2 separate regions of the Mus musculus genome follow, and region 1 is linked to region 2. A link is a loop called in an ENCODE intact Hi-C map of the cell type or tissue named here. Cell type or tissue: left cerebral cortex. All regions are shown on one strand.

Region 1 (8,000 bases), 46 kb after region 2:
CCCGAAAAGGCTCGTATCCAGAATAAGCAACTCATCAGACGTTAGTTTGAGGCATGAAAGAATCAACTTGAGTGATATCCTGAAAGGTATTCCCAGAGCTCTCTGAAATTACCATATGTGCGAGCCTTGGTCATGCAGCCCTAAGCTCTTTTCTAGACAGATTTTTTTTTGGTTTGTGGACAAGCATTTTCAGCCAAGGAAGTGGTAAGGAGGCAACAGCATTTTCTTATAGAGAGCACGGCAAGCATAAACAGATTTAAATTTAATATTGAACTAATGACTCATTCTGTATTCATGAAACAACTGTTTACTGAGCCTGGAGTACCATATACTCTGTGGAGTATATCCATATCCTCTCATGGATATTAACGCTTGGATTTAACAATAAAAAGTTATAGCACCCTAAATATGAAAAGGTCAAGAGTCATTGCTATATATGGACAGAGCAAAATCTGTGCCAATCCAGTCACCTTACAAACCTAAAGCACGATTAAGTGTAGAGCACGAAACCCTCACAATCTCCTCTGTTTCCCTGAGGTCACCTTGGAAGCTGTATAAACCTTGTGGGGTCTTTAGAATCCCTGGAGCAGGAAGAGATAAGAGCAGCTAACTTGCCTTTCACTGACTTAAACAAGTTCCTGGGTCTTTCAAGACTGGCATGAGCTCTCCTGTCACCTGTTTAAGTTTTGCTACCCCACAAAGCAAGGTTTCAAGCCTCTGGCCACATAAAGCCTGATTAGATTCACACTGTATGCTGCTTAGCTGTCACTAGGGTAAGCGATTTCTCAAATATGAATTGGTAGCTAGAGGAGAAATGAGCTGCAGAACGGTGCTCCATCCGTCTAGCAGCTACAGGTTATTAAAATCATTTTTACATTAGAGGACAGTGGATGATGTAATAAGAAATGTCATTAAGATTAAAAGCCCAGTTTAACTTGAGCAACAGATTCAAGATACACAAGGGAAGGAAGCAACCCACCCTCTCCCAACCTCCTGTAAGTTACATGGCATCTCCACTTTCACTTGTGTATCTATAAAATGGGTATATTTATCTCCATCTCATTAGGGTCATGATGAAGATTGCTAAGCATTCCATTGTGATGCAAAACATGTGGGAGACACGAGGTACATAAAGGGCTCTTTTAGCAGGATGGGGCTAGAGATGGATTTATTGTCTCTATAGAAGGAAAACGCAGAACTGAATTTCTGTACCAGGCAGAAGTCTAAGGAAGTCGATACCTTCCAGACAAGAGGTCCTTAAAGATGCAAATATTCCCTTGTGGGAGTGAGACCTTACTCTTCCTAGACATTATGTCCCATTGAGAAAAGAATACATTGTGGAATAAAACAAACAAACAAAAAGCAGGAAAGAAGCCCTAGCAAAAGGCGGGAGCTGAGAAAAGTTTGAATGGCAACCAAGACTCTATCAATAATTTCTACATCCCCTCAAGCTCATCAACTCCTTAGTATAGTCTCTACTCGTTCCCGTACACTGAAGAGAAATCTTTAAATCAAAATGGCTCCCTGAGTTATCTCTGAAGGCACAACAACAGAACTCACTGGAGGGGGACTACTCTTCACAGTCAGGGAGAGGAGAGAGAGGAGAGGAAGCCGTGGCATTTAGCAGGAGGAGAGGGTGATACCACAGTGTCCATCCTTACCCTGATTCTCCTTCTGCAGAAGACGCTACTCACAGAGCAAAGACTCTAAGAAGGACTTGTGGGCAGAGTCACACCTGGTAGGCAGTGTGGCAAAATGTGGCTTTGCTGTCTGCCCTCCTTTAGCTCTCCAGTAGTTTAAGAACAGAAGTGTGGCTCTGTTCTTAATATTCATTGCTCTCTCTACTTTTCTGGAGTCTGATAGAAATGCATCCACATGAACAGGCACACAGCACATAGAGAGAGACACTCACCTGCACACACAGGCACAGACACAGAGACACATACACTGAGACACAGATATACAGAAATATATACAAACACACATACACACAGACACACAGACACACAGATACACACACATACACACATATATACTCACCTATGTAAATACACAGAGTGTGAGACATACACACAGACACAAACAAATACACACCCATACAGATACACACACAGAGATACACACACATATATACACACCACATACTGATACACAGAGAGACAGACACACACAAGGAGATTCACACAGGTACACACACAGATAGACACAAATACACACACACTCACATACACATAAACAGATACACAAAGACACACATATACAAACTCACACACTCACATACACATAAACAGATACACACAGAGAGACACACATACACAAACTCTCTCTCTCTGACTCTCTCTCTCTCTCTCTCTCTCTCTCTCACACACACACACACACACACACACACACACACACACACACACACAGGGTGTGTTACAAGCATATATATGAGCATGCAAGATGGCTCAGGCTGCAGAGCCAGAGTCCCTGTCTAAGTTCTTCCGACTAGTTTTTCTGAGTCCTCAGAACAGCCCCCAGGCTTAATGATAAGAACAGAAGAGACGGATTGACATTTAGACAAACAGATAGACAAAGAGATAAAGCAATTTGCGATCATATAGAATTCTTAGAGAGTCATATGACATCGATAATGGTGAGAATATAGCACTGTTCTTGGTATATATCATCATGGCTTAATGAATCCTAAACAGTATTATTACTGTTAGTATTATTACCGTTAGCACTATTTACTCAAGGGAATGGCTTATTTCAATCAAAACAACAGAGTATTGATTGAAAACTACACCAAATAAGCAAGCTATTAAAGGAGAGCACTCAGAGAGCTGACTCTAGCTCTCTGTGCTCACAAAAAAAGCAACAAACATTGAGAGGGTAAGAGAAGAGTGGCTGAGAGAGCCTTGGGGAGACAACAGCCATGTAGACCAATGGAGCAGAGCAGCCCAGAAGTGACCTCAGATCATGCACATCTGACCCTCCAAGAAAGAGCAAAGGGAAGCTAATGGAGACTTTACAGCTTTTACAAAATGTAACCTGAGAGTAGATCAGGAGTCTAAACATAAAACTCTCAAGCCTAGAAGACAGCATAGGTGAGTCCAGATGATCTTGGATTCAGTGGTAACATTTTAAATTAAAAAAAAAAAGTACAAGTAAATTAGGAAAGGAGAAATTGTTATGTTTATACTTTGTTACAACTGAAAACTGCAAAAGAAGAGAATGAGGTAGTTGAGCAAACAAAGGAGGCTTTCTCAACACTCAACAATTTAAATAAGCCTGAAAAATGGGGAAAGACCAGAGCAGATGTCTCAGAGCAGATGTCTTCGTAGAGAGCAAAGAAAAGTGGGAGGAGACACGGTCATCTGTGAGCAGATAGTGTCAAACTAACTGGAGCTACTGAGACACAGTGGTCACAGAGCACACCAAAGCTGGCAGGACATGTACTAACAGGAAGGTTGGTGTGACCAGAGGCCACATGAGGTGACACAGACACTTAGGAAGACAGAGCAGGCATTTGTCACTCAGGTAATCATGCCTCCTGGTGATTATCCAGTAGGAGTCACATGGCTTCCTCAAAACCGTCATGAATGCTGCAACTTTGAAGCAACCATGTCCTTCTGTTGGTTAACAAGAAACTCCTATGCATCAATTTACCAGAATATTATTCAAGAATAAGGAGTATCATTTAAGAAACAAAATAAAACAAAAACGAGAAGACTTAGAGGAAATTCAGATACATATCACTAAAGGAAGAAAGAAACCAGGAGAGTCAACACAGTATAAGTCCAACAGCATGGCATTATGGGAAATAGAAGAGGTATAGACATGAAAAGATGAGTATCTGTCAAGAGCTATGGAGAGCAAGAGAGAAAGGAGCTAACAAGTTAAATGCCATGGCTCTTGTGACATTGAAACTATTCCATATGATACTGCAATGATAGATATTTGTTATCATGCACTTCAATAACCCATGGCACGTTCAATACAAAGAATAGACCCAACTATAATGATGGGCGTTAGTTAGTAATAGGTCCAAATTGGTTCATCAGTTGTAACAGACACTGATATATGATAGCTCAGAGGTTAACAGCCCTTGCTGCACATCTAGAGGACTAGACTTCTGTTCCCAGCACCCACACAGATAGCCCACCACTGGTTGTAACTTAAGCTCCGGGGACTCTGGTGCCCTCTTCTGGCCTCTGTGAGCACCACATGGATCTGGCACACAATGCACATAAATAAAAATAAATTTGAATTTTTTCTTTTTAAAAATCTGTGTTTAATGTTGTTAGGAACAAGGGAAACTGGAGGGGGTGGCATATAAGCTTTTCTGTACTTTTCTCTAAACCTAAAACTGTTCCCAAGTAGAGCGTCTATTACTTAGAACACTTACTTTGAAATAAATGCAAGAAAACCTAAAGCCTAGCTCACTGAGAAAATGGGCTAAAGGGATGATGGGCGGAAGAAAAGTAATGAGTAACAAGCTAAAAAGGAGGAATCTGCTGGAGTAAGGATCTGAAAATGCACATGCCTTATTATGGTATCTGGGTGTTAATGCAAGCCAAGTTCTTTTTCAAGCTGTATAGTCATATCTGTCCTTTAGAAGATAACGCCCCTGGAATAACCATGAAACCAAAGGAAGAAAGCTGCGGGGGAGGGGGGCAGTAAAACAAAGGTGGCGGCACCCATCCGAGTGAGAAGTGCTTATGAGATTAGAGCCAGCCCAGAGCTTCAAACCTATTCTCCTGGCTCAGACTTCTTGAACTAGGGAGAATACAGACCATCTCCATGGTAACCAGGAAGAGAAAAACATTACTACAGAAGATTTCACAGAAGTGATGGTTACAGGTAACTGCAATTTCCTCTCCTTCCATAAATCATGAAAAGCAGAATAGATTATTTTTATCATATTGGCAGTTCAGCTTGAAGTTGGAGGAGGGGATTGTACTGGCTTCCTTAGATACAATTCTAAGGTTATATGAAAATGATACACAGCTCTATGATACTGCCATCTGCCTGTCTCTCCAGAGCTCTTTTAGAAAATAAGTAACCATCATGGAGTATCTAAACCCCTGCTTCTTTCCCTCCAAACACCCATACAGAGTTGACCCTGTGAGAAAAAGCCAAGTCTCCTATCAGTGCTACATTTACAAGCTTCTTTTCGCATGCTGCCCTGTGACTGTGGACGTGGGACTCAGCTTGAAACCGGCTGCTGTTTTATCTGTGCACAGCATCTTGAAATTGAGAATGCTTTCCTCTCAACTCGCAAACTTGTAAGCCTGTCACATCACTGGAAGCTCTCTGTGGAAGAGTCCACCCCCAGCAGAAGTCACAGCATGAAATTTATGAACACTATGTATCCTATATGTAAAAAAGTTCAGTAGCCCTCCATTCAGCTCCTTTGGTGGGGTGGGAATATTGCACACACACATATAAACCATCAAGGCAGACATGTGGGCTGGCATGCACAAATCAGGACATTATAGCTGATGGTCCTTGACGGGGAGAAAGAGAGTAAGGACCTCATGCTCACCTTGTGGCGACCGGATGAGAGGCGGTGCCATTAGCCTGAATGAGGAGCAGATTTGGGAGACAGAGCACCAGTTTAATTCTGGACATGCTCAGAATGAGAGATGTATGTACATTTCAAGCACAGACGTGCAATAAACAGAAATAAATAAGGGGCTGGAAAGTCAAAGGCAAGGAAGAACCTAAGACTTGTCGCAGTGGTTGACAGATGAGTGGAGACTGAGGAAGCTCCCGGTTCAGTGACAGGACAGGAACAGCAGCTTGAAAATCTGACTCTTAGATTGGAAAGGAAGGAGCTGTGGTAAGGAGCTAAAGTGAGGAGGGATAGCCACACACAGGACTGCAGGCAACGGAGGAGAGCCGGGAGCAGGTGCCGTGAGTTTCCCCAAGGAAGAGCACGTGGAACAAGGAGAACCGGGCCACCAGACAGAGGGACTGGTAAAGCTGAAGCAGGTTCAAAACCCCGGGAAATCTCATAACTGAGAACAGTAGGCGTTAGAATCAGCTCCTGTCAGAATACCTGGCCTAGAACCTGTGACCAGGACACACAAGAGCACACCCATTTTATTTTTTTGGCCCCGAGCAAAGAGCCAGGCCTGAAAATATACATATAAGCACACACACATACATATAACTACATATGGACTGAACAGGATACCTACATCAAGCATATGTATCATATTATATTCTATGACCTATCATATAGTAACAATGAAAAACAACACCATGAATTTGAAGGAGAGCAGGAGGGGTAGATGGAAATTTCCGGAGAGAGAAAAAGGAAGAAATGTTGTGATTATATTATGATCTCATGTTTAAAAAAATAATTTAAAATATAGAGGCAGTTGAGAATCAAACTGCACACGAGACAATGGAGCAAGTCACTCCCAATGTTTTAATCTTGGGCGGGTTGGAAGAAAGCATGACTTCCATTCTGTGTCGTTCATTCATTTGGTGATACATGTTCCATGGAGCACCATCTATAGTGACCCTCCATGACACCAGCAGAAGGAGGGAGGAGTCACAGAGAAGGAGCCTTGTGGAGACAGAAGATGTCCTGAGTTGGCCATGGGCCAGTAAGAGGGAGAAGCCTATGCAAAGAGAAGAAGTCAGCCTGAGAGTCTACCTTAACACCAATCAGAATGGCTAATATCAAAATCTCAAGGAGCAGCACATGCTGGTAAGAATGTAGAGGAAGGGGAACACTCCTCCATTGCTGGGATTGCAAATTGGTGTGGCCACTCTGAAAATCAGTCTGGTGGTTTCTTAGAAAATTGGAAATACTTCTACCTAAAGACTCAGCTATATCACTTGGCATATACCCGAAAGTCGACCCACTATACCCAATGACATATTCATAGCAGCTTCATTCTTAATAGCAAGAAACTGAAAACAACCCAGATGTCCCTCAACTGACGAATGAATACAGAAAATGTGTTGTGTTTACACAATGGAATACTATTCAGCTATTAAAAACAAGGACACAATGAATTTTGCAGGCAAATGGATGGAACTAGAAAATATCATCCTCAGTGAGGTATCTCAGACCCAAAAGGCTAGGCACAGTCTGTACTCACTGATATGTGGATATTAGCCAGAAAGTACAGAGTATCCATGACACCTCACAGACCCAAAGCAGTTAAGCAAGAAGGAAGGCCCAAGCAAGGATTCTTGAATCACACTTAGAAAGGAAAAGAAAATCATCATAGGAGGCCTAGAGAGGAAGGGAACCGGGTGGGAAATGGGAGGAGGATGGAGGAGGGGAATGGGAAGGCAGGATCAGGTGTGGGGAAAGACAGGACAGAGCCCAAAGGGCCAGGATAATGAATGAAAATCTCCAGCTGGAGTGGAAGATTTCTAGGAATTCTCAGATACCTGGGATACAGGGCAGGGGGGGATATGGAACCTAAAGAGGCCACCACCTGTAGCCAGGCAGGATCATGAGTGAAGGGATAAGGACATGAACCCGTCACAAAACTTTTGATCCAAAATGTGTCCTGTCTAAAAGAAATGCTGGGATAGAGCAGAGACGGAAGAAAAGGCCAACCAATAACTGGTCCAACTCAGCCCATCCCGTAGGGCAAGCACCAATCCCGGACATTATTAATGACAATCTGTTAAGCTTGCAGGCAGGAGTCTAGCATAACTGTCCTCTGAGAGCCTCCCCCAGCAGCAGATGGAGGTCAGGGACACTTAAGGAAGAGTTCAGGATGGGGGTGGGGGTGTGGGGGGTGGCTGAAGGCCCTGAAGGGGAAAGGAACTTCAAAGGAATATCAACCAAGCCAACTAACCTGGACTCCTGGGAGCTCTCGGAGACTGAACCACCAATCAAAGAACACACATGGGCTAGAGCAAAGCCCCCTTGCACATATGTAGCAGACAGGCAGCTCAGTCTCCATAGCTGCCTTGTCTAGCCTCAGTGAGAGAGGATGTCCTTAATCTAACAAAGACTTAATGTGCCAGGGTGGAGGAAT
Region 2 (8,000 bases):
GTATTCCTAGTGGGATGAAGAAAACAAACAAAACATTGGATCAAGTGAGGTCTATGACTGAAGCCATACAGGAAACAGAGCCCTTTGTGTCTTTAAGTGAGTGTGGACTGCCTGTGAGCTTACCCTACCTGTCATCAATGCTGTGGTAAAAATTAAAGAGCGTTGCCTTATTGATCAGCTAGAAGAACTGTGCTTGTTCTTATCTTTTCTTGGGAAACCTTCATTTGCAATATTCACTTTCAGTTACCGAGAGCAGAGATTCGGTGAGAAGAGAGAACAAGACGACAGCCGGGGATACAGTGTGATCTATGAACTGCAATGTCTAGTAACTGCTAAAGAGTAGGTTCAAGGTTCAGAAAAGAACACATGATTGCATGATAGCTTGAAAATACTCCCAGTGGGTATGAGGAGAGGCAGCCTCCGTTTCTAACTCTTTGTGAAACACCACCACCTAGAAAGTGTTCATGTACACAACAGGTAGCTCTGCTATGCACATTGTTTCTAAACGGTCTTCATCAGAAAAGGTCCCAGCAAGAACAGAACCTACATGTGCAGATTCTGGCTTTAGTGTTGATTTATCCTCGTGAAACTGCAAGTGATCACTTCTTTCTTTTTCTTTCTTTCTTTCTCTCTCTTTCTTTTTCTCTTCCTTCCTTCCTTCCTTCCTTCCTTCTTTCTTTCTTTCTTTCTTTCTTTCTTTCTTTCTTTCTTTCTTCCTTTCTTCCTTCCTTCCTTCCTTCCTTCCTTCCTTTCTTTCGTTCTTTCTTTCTTTCTTTCTTTCTTTCTTTCTTTCTTCCTTCCTTCCTTCCTTCCTTCCTTCCTTCCTTCCTTCTTCCTTCCTTCCTTCCTTCCTTCCTTCCTTCCTTCCTTCCTTCCTTTCTTTCTTTCTTTCTTTCTTTCTTTCTTTCTTTCTTTCTTGTACTAATCTTGGTGAGAAAGAAGTACCCACTTGTCAGAGCAAAAGAGCCACCCAGCATCATGGGACACAGACAGATCACATTGACCCCCTTCTGTGTTGTCTTCGTTTGAGGCTGTCTCAACTCAGAGAAGTAAGATGGATTTCTTAATAATGTCTACAACAAACTGACAACATAATTTCACTCATTTGTTTCCTTTAGACTGGAAAGTAAGTTCTAAACTAAATCTACTTTAATGTGTTTGCTTTTCAAAACCTTCCTAGTCATTTAAGCAAAATGAGCAAAGTGTAATAGAACAAATCTTTATGGACTGAATATTACTCCTCACATCAATGAATATACCTTTTATTCTCTTAGCATTGTATACACTTAATTAGACATTTCAGCATCTCTCAGAAAGACACATGAAACCAAAAGAACCAGATCCTAAGCCCAGTTCTACATGGAATTGCTTTTAACTGAATACATCACCTGAGTACCCTAACCTTCAAAGCTATAGAAATGTGTTAGCTTTCTGCAGCTTCTAAAACCAACAGGCCCAGATCTAGTGGCTCAGAGCAACTCCCTTTGGTTAGCTTAATGTTTCTGTGGATCGCAAAGCCCAAGGACAGAGGAGAGCAGCTGCTTAAGGTCTTTCAGGATTGAGTTTGAGGTATTAGCAGGGGCTGCCTTCCATCCTGAAACCTCCAGGTACAGGAAATCTTCCTCAAGTTCACTGTGATGGCTGCCTGAACTTGCTTGTGGGGACAGACTGCATTTCCTTCTCGGCTGTCAGTGGGGAGTCAGCAGGGCTGCTCTGAGCACTGGGAGGCCTCTGACTGCTGCAGTCTCCTTGACAGCTTAGAACAAGCACTGAATGTGAGATTCTTACTCACTTAGGACCCTTCCCTAGTTTCCACTTCTGGTTCCACGTAGAATGATTCTCTTTTTCAAGGGCTTCTGTATTTACATTCAGCCCATCTAGCCAACAAGGGGTTGGGGGGGGGGGTGCGTGAGTACAGTTCTGTATATCCCCATAAGACAGTGTTTTCTGAAACGTTGGAAACACCTTAAACACAGTAAATGTTTATTTAATAACTGATGTATTAAGGAAAGGGACTGTGGTATGTGGTTTATGGCCACATCTCTGGACCTCAGTTTGCCCTTCTGTATCTACGGCACCCAGCATTGTCTGAGGATGAAGTGGAAATGTTCATGAAATACATGGTAGAATTTTTTGGTACACACCAGGCACCTAGTGACTGTTAATTTCTGTGACAGGACGGATGGCAAGCTGGCTCTCAGAGTCATCTATGGCTACCCAAGGAAGTGATGCATCTGTTGTTAATATTAACCATATGGTTAAATTATGTCCTAAAGAATAAGGCAGAGGCCATGCATCTCACTTCCGAGCCAGACTCATGAACCATTCCATGTGCACATCCTTAATGGCATGGCCTGGAGGGACCTTGAAAACCATTTGCTAAATGACGATGGCAAAGTAGCCATCAGTTTACATCCCCAGATGACCGGGTGAACCTAAAATGCCCCCTGGATTGGTCTGTGAATGAGAGATGAATTCTATTTTACACAAACAGTGAGGTTTTATGTTCACTTCACTTAGCCCAGCTCTTCGTTTTTTTCTTAATTCATATTTTTTTTTCAGAAGCCTTCTTTATGGAGATGCTCTATTTCACAGTGGCAGTAACTATGACCCTTTAGGAATGACCACATCCCTGCAATCCAAGGTGCCCTCCTCCTGTAACTAATTAAAATATCAATCACTTCGGTGAAGTGGCAGTGTCCTGCCAGGTGGACCATGGCTGGGGATGTCCCTTACCCCCATTCCAATCTTGGTCCCTGACCCAGACATGGAATAGAAATGACATGAGAAGCTTCTGATGGGCTACCAGGCTGTTCTTGGACTACTACAAATCCTCTTACATGCACAGAGGTGTGGTCTTAATTCCTGACAACCAGCAAGTTCAGAGGGTACGAGCTTGAGAAGGGACATTGAGAAAGAGCCTTATTATTTCTTAAAGGGTAACTTCCCCTGTGGAATCAGCCCAGGGATGGTTCTTTGTCACCTCAAACTGAGGAAGGAAGGCAAATAGTACCTCCCAGTGTGTCGACAGCAACTCGTGGACCAGGAAAGCCTGTGGAAATAGGTCAGACCAAAAATATATGGTGGTAAGAACTGGCCACGATGCTGGACTGCCCAGTATTTGTCAACTGGGGAATGCAGCCAGTCAGGCCAGGGTGGCCACTGCAACCAAAAAGAGAAGAGCAAACAGTGCGGTGACAGCCCTGCGGTTACGTCGCAAAGGGTCCCTTAGACGACCAAAAAGCCACGGGCATTTTCCCTGGAATAAGGAATTCACTGGACATGTTTGCTCGATATACCCATAAAGGTATGCACACATAGACACTGACGTAAAATATAAAGTGTCTTTGAAACCGTAACTATACTTGCCCCTTTGATTTTGCAAAACTCTTCCAGTGAATCACTTCCATGAACTAGTAATAATCTACCACGCATGGTCTGAAAAGGAGTCTTTAAAGGAGGATGCCTAGAAGCCTGAAGAGAGATGTAACATACATGAAAAAATACATAGATGCACACATGTATAATTCATTCTCCAAACCTGTTTATAGAGCTGGGGAGATAGTTCAGGCAGTAAGGTGGTCATCTTATAGAAGCATGAGTGCCTCAATTTGCTCCCCAGAGCCCATACGTTTGAAAACTAGCTATGGGAGTGCTTGTTTTAATCCCAGCACTGGGGAGGCAAAGGCAAGTGGATTCCTAGGGCTCTCACTGGCCAGCCAGCTTAGTCTAATCTGTGCATTCAGGCCAATGTGAGACCCTGTTCAAGAAAAAAGGGGGTTGGTGCCCCCGGAATGACACCCACCCCATCGATTGTCCTCTGACCTCCATACACATGCACATACACATGTGTCCACACCTGCACACTCACCCGGACTACACACAACACACTCACCCAAAGTACATGTAACACACAGAAAACACTCACCCAAACTACATACAGCACACACACACACACACACACACACACACACACACACACACACGACTAGACTTTGCCAAACATGATTTAAAATGGAAATCCCTGGAAGGAGGAGGCAGACCAGGGCACACTTTACAAAACAGACTTCTCAATCCGCTTTCACACCTCGGTATTTCTCAAACCATAATGAGCATAAAAATCCTATTGGTAAAATGCTAAAGCTGTGAAATTGGCATGCTCTACTAGTTTCTGACTCAGTATGTGAAAGGCAGTACCTGCCTATCTATTGGCAACCCAGATCTGCAATAGAATAAAGGCATTCACATTACTGTACCCCACCTCCCCTGACACAATGGGAGCTCTAGGAAAGGCACAGAGGTGAGTGGGCATTGGGGTGTCAGTACTGAGGGCCTACACAAACTCCATGCTTTGCCCTGTTGTTGACATGGAATCAGACACTCTTGCTTCTCCTGTCTTCTTCATGACTGTGCAGATATACAAGGCACATTAAAGTTCTCATTATCGTCCATTGTTGGCACCACTCCAAACTTGCATCCTCTCTTAAGGCTATCTTTAGACAAATCCTAAAGCATAGCCGTGACTGTGTGCCATTATTCCTACTCTTCCTACTCGTGTTCTGGTCAGAATGTGAGCAGGGGCTTCCAGAAGATGGCTGCCTACCCAGCTCAATGCTCTGGGACACCTGTGTTCAAGAAAGCTGATAAAAAACTGAACTATCAGAGACACTTGGTGGTGGAGTTCACAAGGTCTTAAACACAAAGGGTCTGAGTGAAAATGAGGATATGATCGTTTCTAGGTGTGGTAGAGGACACAGGTTTTATTGTAGATGTAAGGGAGAGTACAGCCAAAGGCAGAGCAAGGAGAGGAAAAATGCATGTAGACTAACATGACTGAACCGGACATGAAAGCAGAGAGAGAAGAGTGAAAGAGAAGAAGAAAAATGAGCAAGAAAGGGGACCAGGAGCTGTGAGAGAGGGAGAAAGAGGGAGGGAGTGAGGGAAGGGAAGGAGAGAAGGAGAATGAAGATCAAAAGAACCAGTTGCTGATGAAATGAGAAGGTGGAAGAAGGGAAGCTCCGCCCCTGGAAAGCCCGCCCAGAAGCCCCGCCCCTGGGCTGGAGCTGTTTAAAGGTCAGGGTAAGAAGAACTAAGAGTCACAGATACTGAATGGGCCTGGTGGTCAAAATGCTTTTTCATGCTAAAAGGTACCAGAGTTAGTTCTGAGTTTCTTTGGAACCTGCCAGCTCTACTGCTTGGTTCAGGAAGCTCTGATCCTCTTCTCTCCACCTTTCTCCCCCCGACACAAAGGAAAAAAAACAGCTTCCCTACCAACCTCTAAGCAGCCTTTCAGACACCTCTTTTCTCAAAAACTGTGGAGATGTGTTGCCCTCTGAGAACTCAGCCGGTGCTTTATCGCAGCTCCCTGCACTGGGGGTTGACTGTGGGGAGGATCTGTTTTGTAAATTGTGCCCTATTTTTCAGAACTAAACAGACTCCATTACTCCCTCGCTAATCCCTTCCACATCTGAGGCTTTTCACACATGACTGGGATGCATTTGTTTGCCAGGTGTGAATAAAGAGCGCCTTTATACATGGTGCTGCTGTCTACAGAGGCTGAGATGTAATCAGGCTCTCCTAGTGCCTTTTAAAAGATGAAGCTTACAAACTTGAATTATGTGCTAATTAGTACTGGACTCTAGACCCATCTATGTATTCTGTGGCTGTTGCCTATGGCCCCTATAAATAGGTCTAATTGACCATATATTTTTAATGATGCCAAGATCTCATATTTGCTGTCAGCTCGGAATGTCCCTCCAATGAAACCACTCTATTAGTAGTATATTAAAAACAGACTTTCTTAGGTTAACAACAGTAACAACAACAACAACAACAAAAATATGTACATATAGGGCTTCTCTGGTTTGGAAGGAAAAACATCCTAAGAAATTGGGATGAATTATTAATTTGTAACATCTGTGATTGGTGAAAAATCCCGAAGGAATGCAGAGTACACAGGTTTGTTGAATCTGACTTCATATCTGAAGTCCCAGCGGACAGGAGGTGAGGCATTGTGTCCCCATAGCCTGCCCTTCAACTATGCAATGGGTTCCATGACTGTACATGGAAACATTACTGCTGCTGCTTAGATTTAGGATAAAATAATCCCTGCTTCTTTCTCAACACATAAGTCTTTACACTATGCTATGATTGACAGGGGCATGAATTTGTCAACAGATGGGCAGGCTTTCTTTTTTTCCTTTTTCTTTTACTTTGTTCCCACTGAAAGCAGCTCTGTATAAACATCACATCCAGTCGTGATACTGCCACCAACCCCCTATTTCCTCTTAATTTCCGAAAGGTCAATTTTTGGTTTCAATGAAACAGAACCCCTAAGAAAGTAAGAGGGGGTATTTGCTTTTAGTTATAATTCGAAACCTAAAGAGGTTTACATAAAACAGTATCATTAAAAAACAAGGTACATTATAAAATCTTTTTTTTTTTTCACAATAAGGCTTGACAAGTCTTAAACTAAAACCAGCCATCTGGGGGATGCCAGGAATAAGCTTTTGAACACACTCCAATCTGTCATTTGCCTCTAGATATTGGAATAGGTAAAGTACTCAAGTGTGAGCTCTTAATATGTGTTTCCATGGCCCACAGTGCTGAGTATAGACTGCTTCGGGCTGGCTTCTGGGCACCTCCCCCACAGCATCAGCATCCTCCCCCACAGCATCAGCATCCTCCCCCACAGCATCAGCATCCTCCCCCACAGCATCAGCATGCCCTTTATGTACCCTGCTTCCTAATTATGCCTCACTGACTCCTTTATATTGTGAAAACTCTGCAAGGGATTGTGATGTTAATGGGAGAAAATCAAATGCCTCTTGAGTAAGGCAGATTAGTTGTATAAAATGAACTAAAAAGATTAAAATATGTAAATCAAATTTCACTTTACACATGCAAATTTCTTTCAGCAAGTTCCGAGTCTATCTACCTAACCCTGGCTGGCCCCTTATCTCAGTGTGAGCTGCCCTAAAACATTTTTTCACAACTGGACATGGCTCCTGCTCTCTGGACTTAAAATGTTCTCCCATCTTTTCCTCTTTATTCATTTACATTACTAATAATATGACTAGGTTCTAAGATCTAATGATATATATGAGTTTTTTACTTTAAAATTTCTTACCACTTCCAAGCAGTCAATGATCTTGGTTAGTTTGTCTTCAGGTAAATTCTTCAACAAGGAGACACTTCAAAATTTAAAAAAAAAAAATCTTAAATTAATTATCTTTTTGTAATCAAGTCCCAGCACTTGGGAGGCAGAGGCAGGCAAATTTCTGAGTCCGGGGCCAGTCTGGTCTACAAAGTGAGTTCCAAGACAGCTACGGCTATAAAGAGAAACCCTGTCTTGAAAAAACAATTGAGATAGAGTCTCACAATGTAGTCCAGGCTACCCCCAAACTAATGATTCCCCTGATTTGGCCTTCTAAGAACTAGTATTATAGGCATACAACACCACACCTAGTTCTTGCTTATGTCTTGGAAAATATATATTTCATACAGATTCTAAATTCTTATATTTTCATACTATTATAATAATGCACTTCAGTTTTTCCAATATAAACATTCAAATAACTGAAATCGCATAAATAACAGAGTCTCTTAACAATGGAAAATGGTTCATGTATCCCTTACTCTTCCAGGCTTTTGTCATAGGTGCAGAAATGACAGTATTATTTGTACAAAGGTAACAGTGACATCCCACCCACTCACTCGGGGGACCCAGACACACTGTTGCTGGTTTGCTAAGCGACTCATATCTGGAAAAGTGTTTGCTTCCAGTTCTCCACGTCTCTTCTAGCCCAGGTGGACTACTCTGTTCAAGATGGAGGAGCAGATTTTCATCTAACTCCCTGTAATTAGGTAAAGATTGAACCCATGGGAACATGAAAATTACCAGTGACATATTCTTTGATTATTAATCTTACTGTGCTGCCTTTTTAAATTGGTGTTTCCAGAGGCAGGTAACAGGAACATTTGAAATAGAATACTGAAGC

The links. Hi-C counts contacts between places; a loop is a spot of excess contacts. Peaks named below come from ENCODE experiments on the same cell type or tissue, not always from the same donor. Only the 100,000 strongest peaks of a DNase experiment are listed, where the experiment ranks them.
Region 1: it touches region 2 in a loop (1.9-fold over the local background); 2 of 42 quality-filtered maps call a loop at or near these places.

What each region holds. Positions count from the first base shown.
Region 1 is chr5:99,027,235-99,035,234 of GRCm38, forward strand. All of the region lies in intron 1 of Prkg2 (protein kinase, cGMP-dependent, type II), which reads right to left. Among named protein-coding and RNA genes, the nearest start is that of Prkg2, 5.8 kb to the right of the region's middle. In left cerebral cortex, a CTCF peak has its summit at 4,162 (motif pointing left); DNase peaks (open chromatin) are centred at 3,335, 4,185, 4,544, 4,964 and 1 more place.
Region 2 is chr5:98,981,158-98,989,157 of GRCm38, forward strand. Prkg2 (protein kinase, cGMP-dependent, type II) reads right to left here. Exons shown (of 19, transcript NM_008926.4): 6 at 7,130-7,193; 7 at 1-6. Among named protein-coding and RNA genes, the nearest start is that of Prkg2, 52 kb to the right of the region's middle. In left cerebral cortex, no CTCF peak of the experiment used is centred here; a DNase peak (open chromatin) is centred at 4,115.